2 separate regions of the Homo sapiens genome follow, and region 2 is linked to region 1. A link is a loop called in an ENCODE intact Hi-C map of the cell type or tissue named here. Cell type or tissue: tibial artery. All regions are shown on one strand. Links, peaks and the distances in the headings refer to the core of each region. The heading gives the core; the rest is flanking DNA.

Region 1 (10,859 bases), core at 2,996-7,995:
TACACGTTCTACTTTTCTGGCAAAATGTTTGATTTAAGCTCTTATTATTATTAAACCAATTAATTTAAAACTTTACAGAGGAGATTAATCACTTTGCACAGACAGAAAGAAGTCAGAGACTGAGTGGTACGAAATTATTACCCTTTTGCCGACATGCCAGCTTTCTGGGTTCTCTCTCCCTGAGCGGCCCTGGCGACCCATGCTTGACTGTATGCAGACAAACATATTGCCATGAATTAAGAATATTCACAAATTGTTTACAAATTTTGGAGAATCTAGGCAGAGAGAGAAATATGACTCAAATTCTATTTGTGAGAGTATACTCAATATGCTTAAAGTATCAGGAAGCCCAAAATCCAAAAAGTTATTTTAAGGATAAAAAGTTGGCATGCTCCATTAATTCCTGCAGGCCTGACAAAGGTAGCTCAGGAATTCCAGATATATGGAATGTATGATGACTTGCTAGAAATGCATAGAAACACAGAACTAAATAAAAGCCTTCCACTAGGAACTAAAAAAAAACCATGGTTTTATATATATGCATACACAAGTAAAGCCAGAGGAGAATAAACAGCAAACAAATGAAAACCAGAAGCAAAAACAAACAGGAAACCAACCATAAATTTTCCTGCTCAATTTACTCTGGAGGCCACAGTGTTACCCAGGGCCCCAAAAAACCCATATAATGAATATTTTATTCCTGATACACAATTCAATATCCTTAAGTTCACCAATATCATTATACATTCTGTGCAATCAAGAAATCCACTTTAGGCACACAACCAATAAGTAATCTAGCACTATCCAGGCAAAACAGTAAACATAGTGTGAAGCAATGCAGGCAACTTTACGCTAAATCCAGGTTCATGCTTGTGAAAGTGCCTTTGCAGAATTATGACCGAGACAGTGAAAGAGATCTAACTTAACTGGCTCCATCTTGCTTCTAACCCCCAAGCTGTCCTAGTTCATTCCTGGGCGTAGACTGAACTAACTTTGGAAGAAACTTAGTTTGTCGTTTATAGTTTAAACAAAGATGGTAAAGGCCCTTTCTTAAAGCAGTCCTCCTTCTTGCCTGGGGACTAGACTGCCTTAGTAGGACTAATTTAGCCACAAGATTAGAAATTATGGTTTAGGAGTCCTGCAGCTGGAGGCTACAAGATTCTGACCCTGCCTAAACTGCTCCTTAGATCAGTGCTTTAGACATTTTGCAGATCCTGCACTTGCTGGATCAGCTGGCACCACCCAGATCAATACACTGGCTCATCTGATCTTGTGGCCTCCATCCAGGAACTGACTCAGAACAGAAGAAGAAGACAGCTCAGACGCTCTATGATTTTATCTCTGACCAATCAGCACTCCTGGCTCACTGACTTCCCTCCACCCACCAAGTTATCCTTAGAAACTCTGCTCCCCAAATGCTTGGAAAGAGTAATTTAAGTAATAATACAACTCGGGTGGGATGCCGTGGCTCACGCCTTGTAATCCCAGCACTTTGGGAGGCCAAGGCGGGTGGATCACGAGGTCAGGAGTTTAAGACCAGCCTAGCCAACATGGTGAAACCCCGTCTCTACTAAAAATACAAAAATTAACCAGGTGTGGTGGTGTGCGCCTGTAGTCCCAGCGGCTTGTGAGGCTGAGGCAGGAGAATCGCTTGAACCTGGAGGCAGAGGTTGCAGTGAGCAGAGATCGCTCCACTGCACTCCAGCCTGGGTGACAGAGCAAGACTCCTTCTCAAAAAAAAAGAAACAAAAAAACTCTGGTCTTCCACACAGCGAGCTCTGCGTGATTACTGTTTCTCTATTGCAATTCCCGTCTTGATGAATCGGGTCTTTCTAGGCATTGGGCAAGGTGAATCCCTTGAGCCATTGAAAGGTGACATCGTGCTGGCAGCCCTCACAGCCCTTGCTCGCTCTCTGCGCCTCCTCCGCCTTGGCGCCCACTCTGGCCGCGCTTGAGGAGCCCTTCAGCCTCCCGCTGCACTGTGGGAGCCCCTTTCTGGGCTGGCCAAGGCCGAAGCCGGCTCCCTCAGCTTGCCCGGAGGTGTAGAGGGAGAGGCGCCTACGGGAACCGGAACCGGGGCTGTGCGCGGTGCTTCCAGGCCAGCCTGAATTCTGGGTGGGCATGGGCTCGCCAGCCCGCACTCGGAGCGGCCAGCCGGCCCCGCCGCCTCGGGCAGTGAGGTGCTTAGCATCTGGGCCAGCAGCTGCTGTGCTCAATTTCTCACCAGGCCTTAGCTGCCTCCCCGCGGGGCAGGGTTTGGGACCTGCAGCCTGCCACGCCTGAGCCTCCCTGCCACTCCGTGGGCTCCTGTGCCGCGGGAGCCTCCCGGAGGAGCGCCGCCCCCTGCTCCACGGCGCCCAGTCCCATCAACCACCCAAGGCCTGAGGAGTGGGGGGCGAACGGCGCGGGACTGGCAGGCAGCTCCACCTGCGCCCCGGTGGGGGATCCACTGAGTGAAGCCAGCTGGGCTCCTGAGTCTGTTGGGGACTTGGAGAACCTTTATGTCTAGCTAACGGATTGTAAATACACCAATCGGCACTCTGTATCTAGTTCAAGGTTTGTAAACACACCAATCAGCACCGTGTGTCTAGCTCAGGGTTTGTGAATGCAACAATCTACACTGTATCTAGCTAATCTAGTGGGGATGTGGAGAACTTTTGTGTCTAGCTCAGGGATTGTAAATGCACCAATCAGCACCCTGTCAAAATGGACCAATCGGCTCTCTGTAAAATGGACCAATCAGCAGGATGTGGGTGGGGCCAGATAAGAGAATAAAAGCAGGCTGACTGAGCCGGTAATGGCAACCCGCTCGGATCACGTTACATGTAGTGTGAGGTTTGTTCTTTGCGATATGTCTTGCTGTTGCTCACTCTCAGTCTTTGGGTCCACGCTGATCTTATGAGCTGTAATACTCACTGTGAAGGTGTGCAGCTTTGCTCCTGAAGCTAGCGAGACCACGAACCCCCCCAGGAGGAATAAACAACTCCAGACGTGCCGCCTTAAGAGCTGTAACACTCACCAGGAAAGTTTGCAGCTTCACTTCTGAGCCAGCGAGACTACGAACCCGCGAGAAGGAAGAAACTCGGAACACATCCAAACATCAGAAGGAACAAACTCTGGCCATGCGGGCTTTAACAGCTATAACACTCACTGTGAGGGTCCGCAGCTTCATTCTTGAAGTCAGTGAGACCAAGAACCCACCAATTCCGGATGCACCACTACACTTAACTATGTAAAAAAGAATTGCCAAACTGCTGATGCATTTTTACAATACTTCCTATTTTAATCAAGACGAAGAGCTTTAACTATGAAAAAATTACCCAAATGTTTCTAATTAATTATCAAGTTTAAAAGAATTATTAATCTTTTTTTACTAATAATATAACCCTTTCTGGCACATTTTGTATACAGAATTACGTGATATCTAGAAACCAAAAACTTTAGTGAAACCCTAAAAAGAAATCCTGAACTATTAGATATGGATGTTTATACATTAAAAATATTCCTTAATTAATTAACTTATTTATATTTGAGACAGAGTTTCACTCTGTCGCCCAGGCTGGAGTGCAGTAGCACGATCTTGGCTCACTGCAACTTCCGCCTCCCGGGTTAAAGTGATTCTCCTGTCTTAGCCTCCCAAGTAGCTGGGATTACAGGCGCATGCCACTAATCTCAAGCCCTTTCAAATTCTTACTCCTTCATGAAACATTCCCTGATTCCGTTTCTCTCTTGCTAAACCTCTGTCAAACCAGACGTACCTTTCTTTTGCAAAAATCACATTCCTTCTTTCTCTTTGTTAAGGCAGGGTCTTGCTGTCTCGTCCATCAGGCTGAAATGCACTGACAAGATTATAGCTTACTGCATCCTCCAACTCCTGGGCTCAAGCAATTCTCCTGCCCTAGCACCCCTGCCCTCCTCCAATAGTAGGGACTATAGGCACGTGCCACCACGCCTGAATAATTTTTGTTGTTGTTGAGGCAGGGTCTCACTATGTTGTCTAGGCTAAAAATCACATTCTGATGTGAACTGATTCCTGCATATTCCATGGACCCACATTTCTGAGCACTGACGGTTTGCTACCTACAGAGGTCGGCCCCACTAGCACCAAAGCAATGAGGACCTTGCCTGCCACAATTTCTACCATTTCTCTCTCTCTCTCGGAGACAGGGTCTCACTCTGTTGCCCAGGCTGGAGTGCAGTCTGGACTTCCTGGGGCTCAAGCGATCCTCCTACCTCAGCCTCCCAAGTAGCTGTAACCACAGGTGTACACCACCACACCCTGCTAATTTTTGTAGAGATGGGGTCTCTCCATTTTGCCCAGGTTGGTCTCAAACTCCTGGACTCAAGTGGTCTGCCCACGTCAGCCTCCCAAAGTACTGGGATTACAGGCGTTAGGCACCATGCCTGGCTGCCTGGCGTAAGTTATTTTCTTTTCCCTTTAGTGAGGATGTAGTCAGCTGCCTTGGCCTGGAGTATACAGTGTTGGATGTCTGAAGAAACACTGAATTGAGGGCCAGGCACGGTGGCTCACGCCAGTAATCCCAGCACTTTGGGAGGCCGAGGCGGGCAGATCACCTGAGGTCAGGAGTTCAAGACCAGCCTGAACAACATGGTGAAACCCCGTCTCTATTAAAAATACAAAAAATTAGCTGGGCGTGGTGGCGGGCGCCTGTAATCCCAGCAACTCGGGAGGCTGAGGCAGGAGAATCGCTTGAACGCAGGAGGCGGAGGTTGCAGTGAGCTGAGATCGTGCCACTGCACTCCAGCCTGGGGAACAAGAGCGAAACTCCATCTCAAAAACAAAAAACAAACAAAACAAAAAAACACTGAATTGAGTCTTCCTGTTTGCCTATGCAATAAACACAGTCAGTCTGAACAACAGACTTCCAGCTTGGGTCCCTGGCTGTCATTCCAGTTTCCTTTCAGGGCAGCAGCCTGGCCCTGGAGCCTTTTCAGCGGAAGCTCTGACCCCTTACACAGTTTCTAACCGACTCTTTCTGCAGTATCCTTTACACTGACTCACATGACCCTTCTTGTTCTACTTTGTGGCCAGCATCTTTGCTGATGACAAATCCTGCACCCATATCCTGACCCCTCTCTTTGGGGCCCTCAAAGACTGACCCCAAAATTATGTTCTTAGGACCCCATTATGGGGCTTCCTCCCAGATCCCCTGATTTATCCTAGACTTCCACATTCTTTTTTTTTTTTTTGACAGTCTTGCTCTGTCGCCAGGCTGGAGTGCAGTGGTGCAATCCCAGCTCACTGCAACCTCCGCTTCCCCGGTTCAAGTGATTCTCCTGCCTCAGCCTCCCGAGTAGCTGGGACTACAGGCACGCGCCACCACGCCCAGCTAATTTATGTATTTTTAGTAGATACGGTGTTTCACCATGTTGGCCAGGATGATCTCCATCTCTTGGCCTCGTGTTCCACCTGCCTCGGTCTCTCAAAGTGCTGGGGTTACAGGCATAAGCCACCACGCCCCACCTGTCTCCCCCATTCTAAGGTCCTTACTAGGAGCTCCCGGCATGTGAATCCAAGAGCTATTCCATTAAAATACTTATTTTTACATATCTTGTTTTTCAGATTATAAGGCCTTAAATATAAAAACTGTCTAATTGGCTGGGCGTGGTGGCTCACCCAAGATTGTGCCACTGTACTCCAGACTGAGTGACAAACCAACCAACCAATAAACAAAAATAAGGAGATAAATGCTTGAACTAAGACAAGAAAAAAGTACTTTGGAAAAGAGAAATAATTTATGAGAAAGAACTGATAAAAACTAGGAGCAGAGAATATGTACAAAGAAGACAGACTCTGAGTACTGGTTAATTTCAGATACAGTGAGAGTTACCTGCAGTGGCTCCCAGCATGATAAATCTGATATGTCTTTTACACAGTATATTCATTTTTACCAGATTATTATATATTGTAAAAGAATATTCCTAATCCTAGCCTCATAATCTTTTAAAATTTAATTTTAAAAAATTGAAAAAAAATATATAGATATATATTTTGAGATGGAGTCTCACTCTGTCACCCAGGCTGGAGTGCAGTGGCATGATCTTGGCTCACTGCAATCTCCATATCCTGGATTCAAGCAATTCTCCTGCCTCAGCCTCCCGAGGAAAAAAATATTTTTGTGAGAGAGGGTCTCATTCTGTATCCTGGGCTGAGTGCACTGGCACGATCACAGCTCACTGCCACCTCAACTTCCTGGGCTCAAATGATCCTCCCACCTTAGCCCCCTGAGTAGCTGGGACTACAGGGGTGTGCTACCATGACCGGCTAATTTTTTATGTATTTTTAGATGTGGAGTCTAGCTATGTTGCCCAGGCTGGTCTCAAACTCCCGGGCTCAAGTGATCCTCCTGTCTTGGCCTCCGACATTACTGGGATTACAGGCGGGAACTACCATCCTCAGCCAATATTATTGTATATGTAGAAAATACTAATGAATCTACAGAGTAATTAGAATTACTAGAAAGTTCTGTGGGGTTTTTTTCGTTTTCTTTTGTTTTGTTTTTGTTTTTGTTTTTTGAGATGGAGTCTCTTTCTGTCACCCAGGCTGGAGGGCAGTGGTGCAATCTTGGCTCACTGCAACCTCCGCCTCCCGGGTTCAAGCAATTCTCCTGCCTCAGTCTCCTGAGTAGCTGGGATTACAGGCACGTGCCACCATGCCCAGGTAATTTTTTATATTTTTAGTAGAGACAGGGTTACACCATATTGGCCAGGCTGGACTCAAACTCCTGACCTCAGGTGATCTACCTGCCATGGCCTCCCAAAGTGCTGGGATTACAGGCGTGAGCCACCATGCCCAGCCAAAAATGAAGTTTTATAAAATACGCTATTAAGAGTAGCTAACAATGTATTATCTTGGACTTGATATTGGAGCAGAAAAAGGTGGTTAGTGGAAAAATTGTAGAATCCAAATATAGCCAGTAATTTAATCTTATTTTACCAATGTCTATGTCTTAGTTTTTACAGATGTATCATGGTTTCTAATATAGTAACATTAGCGGATGGGCATAGTGGCTCATGCCTGTAATTTCAGCAATTTGGGAGGCCGAGGGAGGTGGATCACCCAAGGTCAGGAGTTCGAGACCAGCCTGACCAACATGGTGAAACCCCTTCTCTACTAAAAATAGAGGAAGATGGTGAAACCCCGTCTCTACTAAAAATACAAAAATTAGCTGGGCATGGTGGTACACACCTGTAGTCCTAGCTACTTGGGAGGCTGAGGCAGGAGAATCGCTTGAACCCGGTAGGCAGAGATTGCAGTGAGCCGAGATCGCGTCACTGCACTGCAGCCTGGACGACAGATCAAGACTCCATCTCAAAGAAAAAAAAAAGATATTAACATTAGAACAATCTAGGTGATGACCTCATACACTCTATGTGTGGAACGTCATTATGTAACCCATGAATATGAACAATTATTATTTATCAATTAAAAATATAGAAAATAGGCCAGGCACGGTGGCACACACATGTAATCCCAGCACTTTGGGAGGCCAAGGAGGGCAGATTACTTGAGGCCAAGTTCGATATGATTCGGTTGTGGATTCGCTCATAGTTTGAATTTGCTAGGCAGAATAGTAAGGACAAAGTAAGTCCATGGGCAATTATGAGGATAATTGCACCAGTAAAACTTCAGGGGATTTGAATGAGGATAGGCACAATAAAAAGTGCCATATGGCTTACAGAGGAATGACTATAGTAGCAGAGGTTCAAGAAAAGCCTGGCCAACATGGTGAAACCCCATCTCTACTAAAAAAAAACAAAAATTAGATGGGCAAGGTGGTATGTGCCTGTAATCCCAGCTATGTGGGAGGCTGAGGCATGAGAATCACTTGAACCCAGGAGGTGGAGGTTGCAGTGAGCTGAGATCGCACCACCGCACTCCAGCCTGGGCGAAAGGGCAAGACTCTGTCTCAAAAAAGGAAAGAAAGACCAGGCGCGGTGGCTCACGCCTATAATTCCAGCACTTTGGAAAGCCGAGGCAGGCGGACCACAATGTCAGGAGTTCGAAACCAGCCTGACCAACATGGTGAAACCCCATTTCTACTAAAAATAAAAAAATTAGCTGGGCATGATGGCGCACACCTGTAGTCCCAGCTACTCAGGAGGCTGGGGCAGGAGAATCGCTTGAACCCGGGAGGCGGAGCTTGCAGTGAGCGGAGATCGCGCCATTGCACTCCAGCCTGGGTGACAGAGTGAGACTCCATCTCAAAAAAAAAAAAGAAAAGAAAAAATAAAAATAAGAACAAAGCAAAACAAAAAAGAACCTGGTTGAAGAGCATGTGGGAATTTCTTGTGCTGTCTTTGCAGCTCTTCTGTAAATCTAAAATTATTTCAAAATAAAAAATTACTGGCCAGGTGTAGTGGCTCACGCCTGTTATCCTAGCACTTTGGGAAGCCAAGGTGGGTTCTTGAGCTGAGGAGTTCAAGACCAGCCTGGGCAACCCCAGGCTAAAACTCCATCTCTAAAAAGACAAAAAAAAAAAAAAAAAAAGCCAGGAGCAGTGGCTCACGCTTGTAATCCCAGCACTTTGGGAGGCTGAGGCAGACGGATCACTTGATGTCAGGAGTTCAAGACCAGCCTGACTAACATGGTTGAACGGCATCTCTCCTAAAAATACAAAAATTAGCTGGGCATAATGGCATGTGCCTGTAATCCCAGCTACTCGGGAGGCTGAGGCAGGAGAATTGCTTGAACCCGGAAGGCGGAGGTTGTGGTGAGCAGAGATTGTGCCACTGTACTCCAGCCTGGGCGACAGAATGTGACTCCATCTCAAAAAATAAAAAATAAAATAAAATAAAGCTACAGTAGGCCGGGCGCGGTGGCTCATGCCTGTAATCTCAGCACTGTGGGAGGCCAAGGTCAGCAGATTACCTGAGGTCAGGAGTTTGAGACTAGCCTGGCCAACATGGTGAAACCCTATCTTTACTAAAAATATACAAATTAGCCAGGCATGGTGGCACAAGGCCTGTAATCCCAGCCATTCAGGAGGCTGAGGCAGGAGAATTGCTTGAACCTGAGAGGCAGAGGTTGCAATGAGCCGAGATCGCACAACTGCCCTCCAGCCTGGGTGACAGGGTGAGACTCTGTCTCAAAAATAAATAAATAAATAAAAATAAAATAAAATAGCTATAATAATTAAGACAGTGTGTTATCAGCATAAAATAAATAAATAACCAATAGTACAGAGCAGAGAACCCAGCAAAGACCCATCATGCATTGACACTGGATAATTTATGGTGGGAGCACTGCAGTTTTTCAATAAATGATGCCACACAATTAGGTGTCCATATACAGAAATATGTTAAATTTATCCCTACCTCACAGTTTATTAAAAAATCAATCCCAGGTAAATTAGAGATTTAAACATAAATGGCAAAACCAAAAAACATAACAAAGGAAATATCCTTAGAATGGTGGAGTAAGACAATAATTTTTCTGGCCGAGTGTGGTGGCTCCCGCCTGTAATCCCAGAACTTTGGGAGGCTGAGGCGGGTGGATCGCGTGAGGTCAGGCGTTCAAGGCCAGCCTGACCAATATGGTGAAACCCCGTCTCTACTAAAAATACAAAAATTAGCCAGGCGTGGTGGTATGCACCTGTAGTCCCAGCTACTCGGGAGGCTGAGGCAGGAGAATTGTTTGAACCCTGGAGGTGGAGGTTACAGTGAGCTGAGATCGCGCCACTGCACTCTAGCCTGTGCAACAGAGTGACACTCTGTCTCAAAAAAAAAAAAAAAGAAAAGAAAAGAAAAATAAAATAATTTTTCTTTCTGAGACAAGATCTTGGTCTGTTGCCCAGGCTGGAGGGCAGTGGCACAATCATGGCTCACAGCAGTCTCAAATTCCTGGGGTCAAGCGATCCTCTCACCTCAGTCTCCCAAAGTGCTAGGATTACAGGCATGAGCCATTGTGTCAGGCCAGAAAATAATTTTTGTTTTTTTTTTGAGACCGAGTCTTGCCCTGTTGCCCAAGCTGGAGTGCAGTGGTGCAATTATAGCTCATTGCAGCCTCCATCCCCCCAGCTCAAGCAGTCCTCCCACCTTAGCCTCCCTAGGAGGTGGGACTTCAGGTGGATGCCACCACATCAGGCTAATTTTTTTTATTAAAATTTAAAATTTTAATTTTAGGCTGGGCGCAGTGGCTCACGCCTGTAATCTCAGCACTTTGAAAGGCTGAGGCTCCATCTCAAAAAAAAATTATTTTATAATATTTAATTTTGTTTACAAAGTAATTGTATTTGCTATTCTGTTTATTTTCCTTATTATTAATTTATTTCTACTTAGACTGTATCCTCAAAAATGATTTTGACCCATACAAATTAAGTTATTTCTCTCTTCTGGCTGGGTGTGTTGCCTCGCGCCTGTAATCATAGTACTTTCAGAGGCCAAGATGGGTGGATCACCTGAGGTCAGGAGTTCAAGACTAGCCTGGCCAATATGGTGAAACCCTGTCTCTACTAAAAATACAAAAATTAGCTGGGCGTGGTAGCGCATGCCTGTAATCCCAGCTACTCAGGAGGCTGAGGCAGAAGAATCGCTTGAACCTGGGAGGCGGAGGTTGCAGTGAGCCGAGATTGCACCACTGCACTCCAGCCTGGGCAACAGAGCAAGACTCCATCTCAAAAAATAAGATAAAATAAAATAAAATAAAAAACAGTACGCCTAATGTTAGTGAGAATGTGGCATATTAGGAACTCTCATACACTGCTGTTGGGTATGTAAATCAGTAAACAGTTTGGCAGAAGGCAGCAAAGTTAAATATATACATATGTAACAAATCCACTCCTGGAGAAATTCATGCATGTTTACACCAGGATACATATATAAGAAACCTCGTAGCA
Region 2 (5,000 bases), core at 1-5,000, 72 kb before region 1:
TACTAAAATACAAAAATTATAGGGCATGATGGCAGGTGCCTATAATCCCAGCTACTCGGGAGGCTGAGATGGGAGAATCGCTTGAACCTGGGAGACGGTGGTTGCAGTGAGCCAAGATCACTGCCACTGCACTCCAGCCTGGGTGGCTGAGACTCTGTCTCAAAAAATAAAAATAAAAAATAAACAGCTTGAGAACATTCAGAAACTCTCTTACGAACTATTAGATTCATGATCAACAGGTTACGACGGACAAGAGCAGCAAGATGGACCCCAAAGAAGAAGAATATATTCCAGCAAAACATGAAATGGAAAATACAAAACTACAATTTTACCTTTCGGCTATTGGTGAGAAACAGGTTACGAGCTGAAGCTTTCTGCTTATTTGCCTAAAATATTTAAAAAACAATATTTCATTTAGGATTCATTTTTGAACTAAGACTATGTAGAATGAACAGTCTTTTACTCAATTCCTAGAGGGTTAGAAAATGTCAAGCCAAGCAAGATATATTACTTCTATAAGTCATCCAGATGTATTGTCTCAACGCCATACATAAAACGATTAAAGAAGCATTCAAGAAGAATAAGTCAGCATTGTGGATGCCTTAAATAGTCTTCTGTATACTTTTGGGAAGATGTTAAGTTACATGTAAGGCTTGAAGTGGACTAGAAAAATGTTACAATACCTAAACCTTAGCACTATCCTGATTAAAAACATGTTGCTTACCAGGGCCAATCTGCAAGGCTGAGAGAGCAGGGCATCCAGATACAGGAATCATTAGGAGAAAGATAAACTAGTCTCCTAAGTGTGATTCTAGCCCCACCTCCAGCCTAGGCAAACCTGATGTCACTATTACTCAGTTTCTGCCACCACATAAGCCTAATCTTCTCTAAAACTAAACTCCAAGGAAGACCTAACACAAAATGACCCAGCAGCCCACAACCCAGCTATTTGTGTTTTCCACTCTAGCTAAGGGGAAAAACAAAAGTCAGTACAGAAACCTGACTCCCCATGATGTCTATTTGACATGGAAGAAGATGCTGAAGAGGCAGAGCTGGGTGGCTCTTTCAGTACTGAAGAGTACTCTCCTTGATGTTAAAGAAACAATGGGTTCAAAGTGACAAAGAAGGTCTGAAAGCCATTTCTTTAATGTTTGCACGTAAGACAGCAAATTTAAGGGAATATATGAGCCTTTTATAAAAAAAAAACTCTTACTAATTAAAGAGCTATTGTCACTCTGAAGCCAGGAACCTCAAATATTCCCACTAAAAAGTCATTTCCTGGCCAGGAATGGTGGTTCACGCCTGTAATCCCAGCACTTTGGGAGGCCGAGGCGGGTGGATCACTTGAGGTAATGAGTTTGAGACCAGACTGGCCAATGTGGTGAAGCCCCATTTCTACTAAAAATAGAAAACTTAGCCAGGCATGGTGGCACATGCCTGTAATCCTAGCTACTCGGGAGGCTGAAGCAGGAGAATCACTTGAACTCAGGAGGCGGAGGCTGCAGTGAGCCGAGATCGTACCACTGCACTCCAGCCTGGGTGACAAGAGCAAAACTCCGTCTCAAAAAAAAAAAAAAAAAAAAAGTCATTTCTTGGCCAGGCGCAGTGGCTTACACCTGCAACCCCGGCACTTTGGGAGGTTGAGGCAGGAGGATCACTTGAGTCCAGGAGTTCGAGACTAGCCTGGGCAAGATAGTGAGACCTCGTCTCTATAAAAAATAAACAGAATTGGGCCGGGCGTGGTGGCTCACGCCTGTAATCCCAGCACTTTGGGAGGCCGAGGTGGTTGGATCACCTGAGGTCAGGACTTCAACACCAGCCTGGTCAACATGGTGAATCCCCGTCTCTACTAAAAATACAAAAATTAGCTGAGTGTGGTGGCAGGCGCCTGTAATCCCAGCTACCCAGGAGGGAGCTACCTCAGGAGAATTGCTTGAACCCGGGAGGTGGAGGTTGCAGTGAGTCGAGATCATGCCATTGTACTCCAACCTGGGTGACAAGAGCGAAACTCCGTCTCAAAAAACAAAAAAAAATTAAATAAACAGAATTAGCTCAGTGTGGTGGCACACACTTATAGCCCCAGGTACTAAGGAGGCTGAGGTGCGAGGACTGCTTGAGCCTGGGAGATCAACGCTGAAGTGAACCAAGATGAGTCCACTGCACTCCAGCCTGGGCAACAGAACAAGACCCTATCTCAAAAAGAAATGAAAACTCATTTCTTTCATTGAAAGGACACCATCTGAGGCCTCTTCATCAGGTACTAAGTCATGGGAAAGTTTCCCATAACTTTCCCATCAAGAATGCTCAAGCACAGGCCGGGTGCAGTGGCTCACGTCTGCAATCCCGGCACTATGGGAGGCCGAGGCGCACAGATCATGAGGTCAGAAGATCGAGACCAGCCTGGCTAATAGGGTGAAACCTTGTCTCTACTAAAAATACAAAAAAAAATTAGCCAGGTGTCGTGGCGGGTGCCTGTAGTCCCAGCTACTCCGGAGGCTGAAGGAGGAGAATGGCGTGAACCCGGGAGGCGGAGCTTGCAGTGAGCCGAGATCGCACTCCAGCCTGGGCGACAAAGCCAGACTCCGTCTCAAAAAAAAAAAAAAAAAGAATGCTCAAGCATCAACTATGTCTCCAGAAATACTTATTAACTGCTATGGAAAAAAAATTTTAATTTTACAGTAGCAAAACACCACCATACCAAGGGATCAAAGGTAATATCCTCAAAACATTAAAACAGGTTGGGCATGGTGGCTCACACCTATAATTCCAGCACTTTGGAAAGCTGAGGTGAGCAGCTCACTTGAGGTCGGGAGTTCAAGACCAGCCTGACCAACATGGCGAAACCTCGTCTCTTCCAAAAATACAAAAATTAGCTGGGTGTGACGGCGCGCACCTGTAGTCCCAGCTACTCAGCTACTTGGGAGGCAGAAGTGGGAGAATCGCTGAAACCCAGGAGGCAGAGGTTGCAGTGAGCCAAGATCACACACCTGTACTCCAGCCAGGGCAAGAGACGAGACTCCGTCTCAAAAAAAAAAAAAAAAAAAAATTAAAACACACTATAACCTCCATAGTTTAAAAAGTGTCATACTAACCTATATGAAGTATATGTGTAAGATGCAGATCTAGTTTTATCTAAATTGCTACCCAGTTGTCTCGGCACTACTAATTTGTAAGTCCACCAGCTTATTCTACTCATCTATTTGCCTATTCATGTGCCAGTACCATACTTTTTTAACTGTAGAGGTTTTGTAGCGTGTTCTAACGTTTAGTGGGGATTTTTCCAATTCTTCCCCAGCTACTCCTACATTCTGACTTCATCACATGGACTTTAGTATCAACTTTTCTCAATTCATAAAATATCCCGTTTCTAAAAAAAATCCAATTTATAATGAAATATCCTGTTCCTATCAGGATTGCACTCAATTCATCCTTAAGAGTAATATGTAAACAACTGGTGAATCTCACTTAAGGGTAAACAGACATTCCTTGGACTATAATTGCAACTTCTTTAAAAAAAAAAAAAAAACGCTACATATGGCATCTGGTTTGCAACTATTAATTTTGAAATTATATCAAAATAACATGTTATTGGCTGGGCGTGGTGGCGCACACCTGTAATCCCAACACTTTATGAGGCGGAGCCAGGCAGATCACCTGGGGTCAAGAGTTCGAGACCAGCCTGGCCAACATGGTGAAACCCCATCTCTACCAAAATACAAAAATTAGCTGGGCATGGTGGCATCTGCCTGTAGCCCCAGGTACTTGGAAGGCTAAGGAAGGAGAATTGTTTGAACCTGGGAAGCGGAGGTTGCAGTGAGCCGAGATGATGACACTGCAATCCAGCCCAGGCGACAGAGCAAGACTCCATCTCAAAAATAATAATAATAAAATAAAATGTTATCAAAACCAAATGAATTAAGAGGAAAAATGCTTATACATGTTTAACTCGTTCACATTTTATTCTAGTGCCTGTGATTATCCAGCAACATTCAAACATTTGTAAATTCTCTAAGAAACATATCAACTCCTTTTTATTTTATTTAATTTTTGAGATAAAATAAATAAATATTTATTATGTTACACATTCTGTTACACAAGCTAGAGTGCAGTGGTGCGATCTCAGCTCGCTGCAGCCTCAACCTCCTGGGCTCTATCTATCCTGCCTCAGCCACTTGCATAGGGAGGGCTACAAACATGTGCCGCTACGCCCAGTTCATTTTTGTAGTTTTTGGAGAGATGGGGTTTCACCATGCTGTCCAGACTGGTCTCAAACTCCTGGGCTCAAGCGATCTACCCACCTCAGCCTCCCAAAGTGCTGGGATTACAGGTGTGACCTGCCATGCCTGGCCTCTTTTTAATTTTTTCTAATATCACCTATAAATTGGCTGTCAAGTATCTATTGCTATATTTAGGAAAACTGCATTCTTTTCTTGAAGAAGTTGTCCTCCAATTTTTTGACCACGGAGCATCACACAATAACTAATTGTCTTGTGAATTCTGACCACATTCTAGAAGAAACTGTTAACTGAAAGAGTACTACTCAGCATTTTCTTGATTCCAACAGATTAGTTTCTTTGCAGAATTCCTATCTGTGAAAGTATCTAGCTCTCAGAGTTCCTCTTTAGTGGGTGGGGAGAGAAAACATTCTCCTAATTTCCATCTCCTGGAGGCATTCACTTACCTTTGGTAGTTCCTTTTTCACAATGCTGAGCCATACTTTCCTGCGACGAGCATTCAGCTGCTCAATGGATAAGTGCTTTTTCTTAGTGCCAGGGGGAGGTGCATCGTGAGAAAACTTGGCAAAGACTTTGGTCTGGTGGTGATGGCGACGAGGGGATTCTTCAGAGGAAAGTTCTTCATCTCTTCGTCTTTTTTTCTTCACTTTTTTCAACTTAGCTGCAAAAGAAACAGATGCAACAGGTTGCACTTCCACAGGAGATAGTCACAAAGCAACCTCATGACTTAAAACATGCAAGGTTCTTTCCTTATTCCACCTGACA

Evidence for each region. Peaks named below come from ENCODE experiments on the same cell type or tissue, not always from the same donor. Only the 100,000 strongest peaks of a DNase experiment are listed, where the experiment ranks them.
Region 2: it touches region 1 in a loop (2.1-fold over the local background); 1 of 110 quality-filtered maps calls a loop at or near these places.

The regions. Positions count from the first base shown.
Region 1 is chr15:41,149,630-41,160,488 of GRCh38, forward strand. No RefSeq gene overlaps it. Among named protein-coding and RNA genes, the nearest start is that of INO80, 39 kb to the left of the region's middle. RefSeq lists an enhancer at 1,817-2,317. In tibial artery, for the core only: no CTCF peak of the experiment used is centred there; no DNase peak of the experiment used is centred there; H3K27me3 peaks cover 218 bases.
Region 2 is chr15:41,080,688-41,085,687 of GRCh38, forward strand. It overlaps INO80 (INO80 complex ATPase subunit), which reads right to left. Exons shown (of 36, transcript NM_017553.3): 7 at 4,682-4,896; 8 at 333-386. Among named protein-coding and RNA genes, the nearest start is that of INO80, 33 kb to the right of the region's middle. In tibial artery, for the core only: no CTCF peak of the experiment used is centred there; a DNase peak (open chromatin) is centred at 2,106.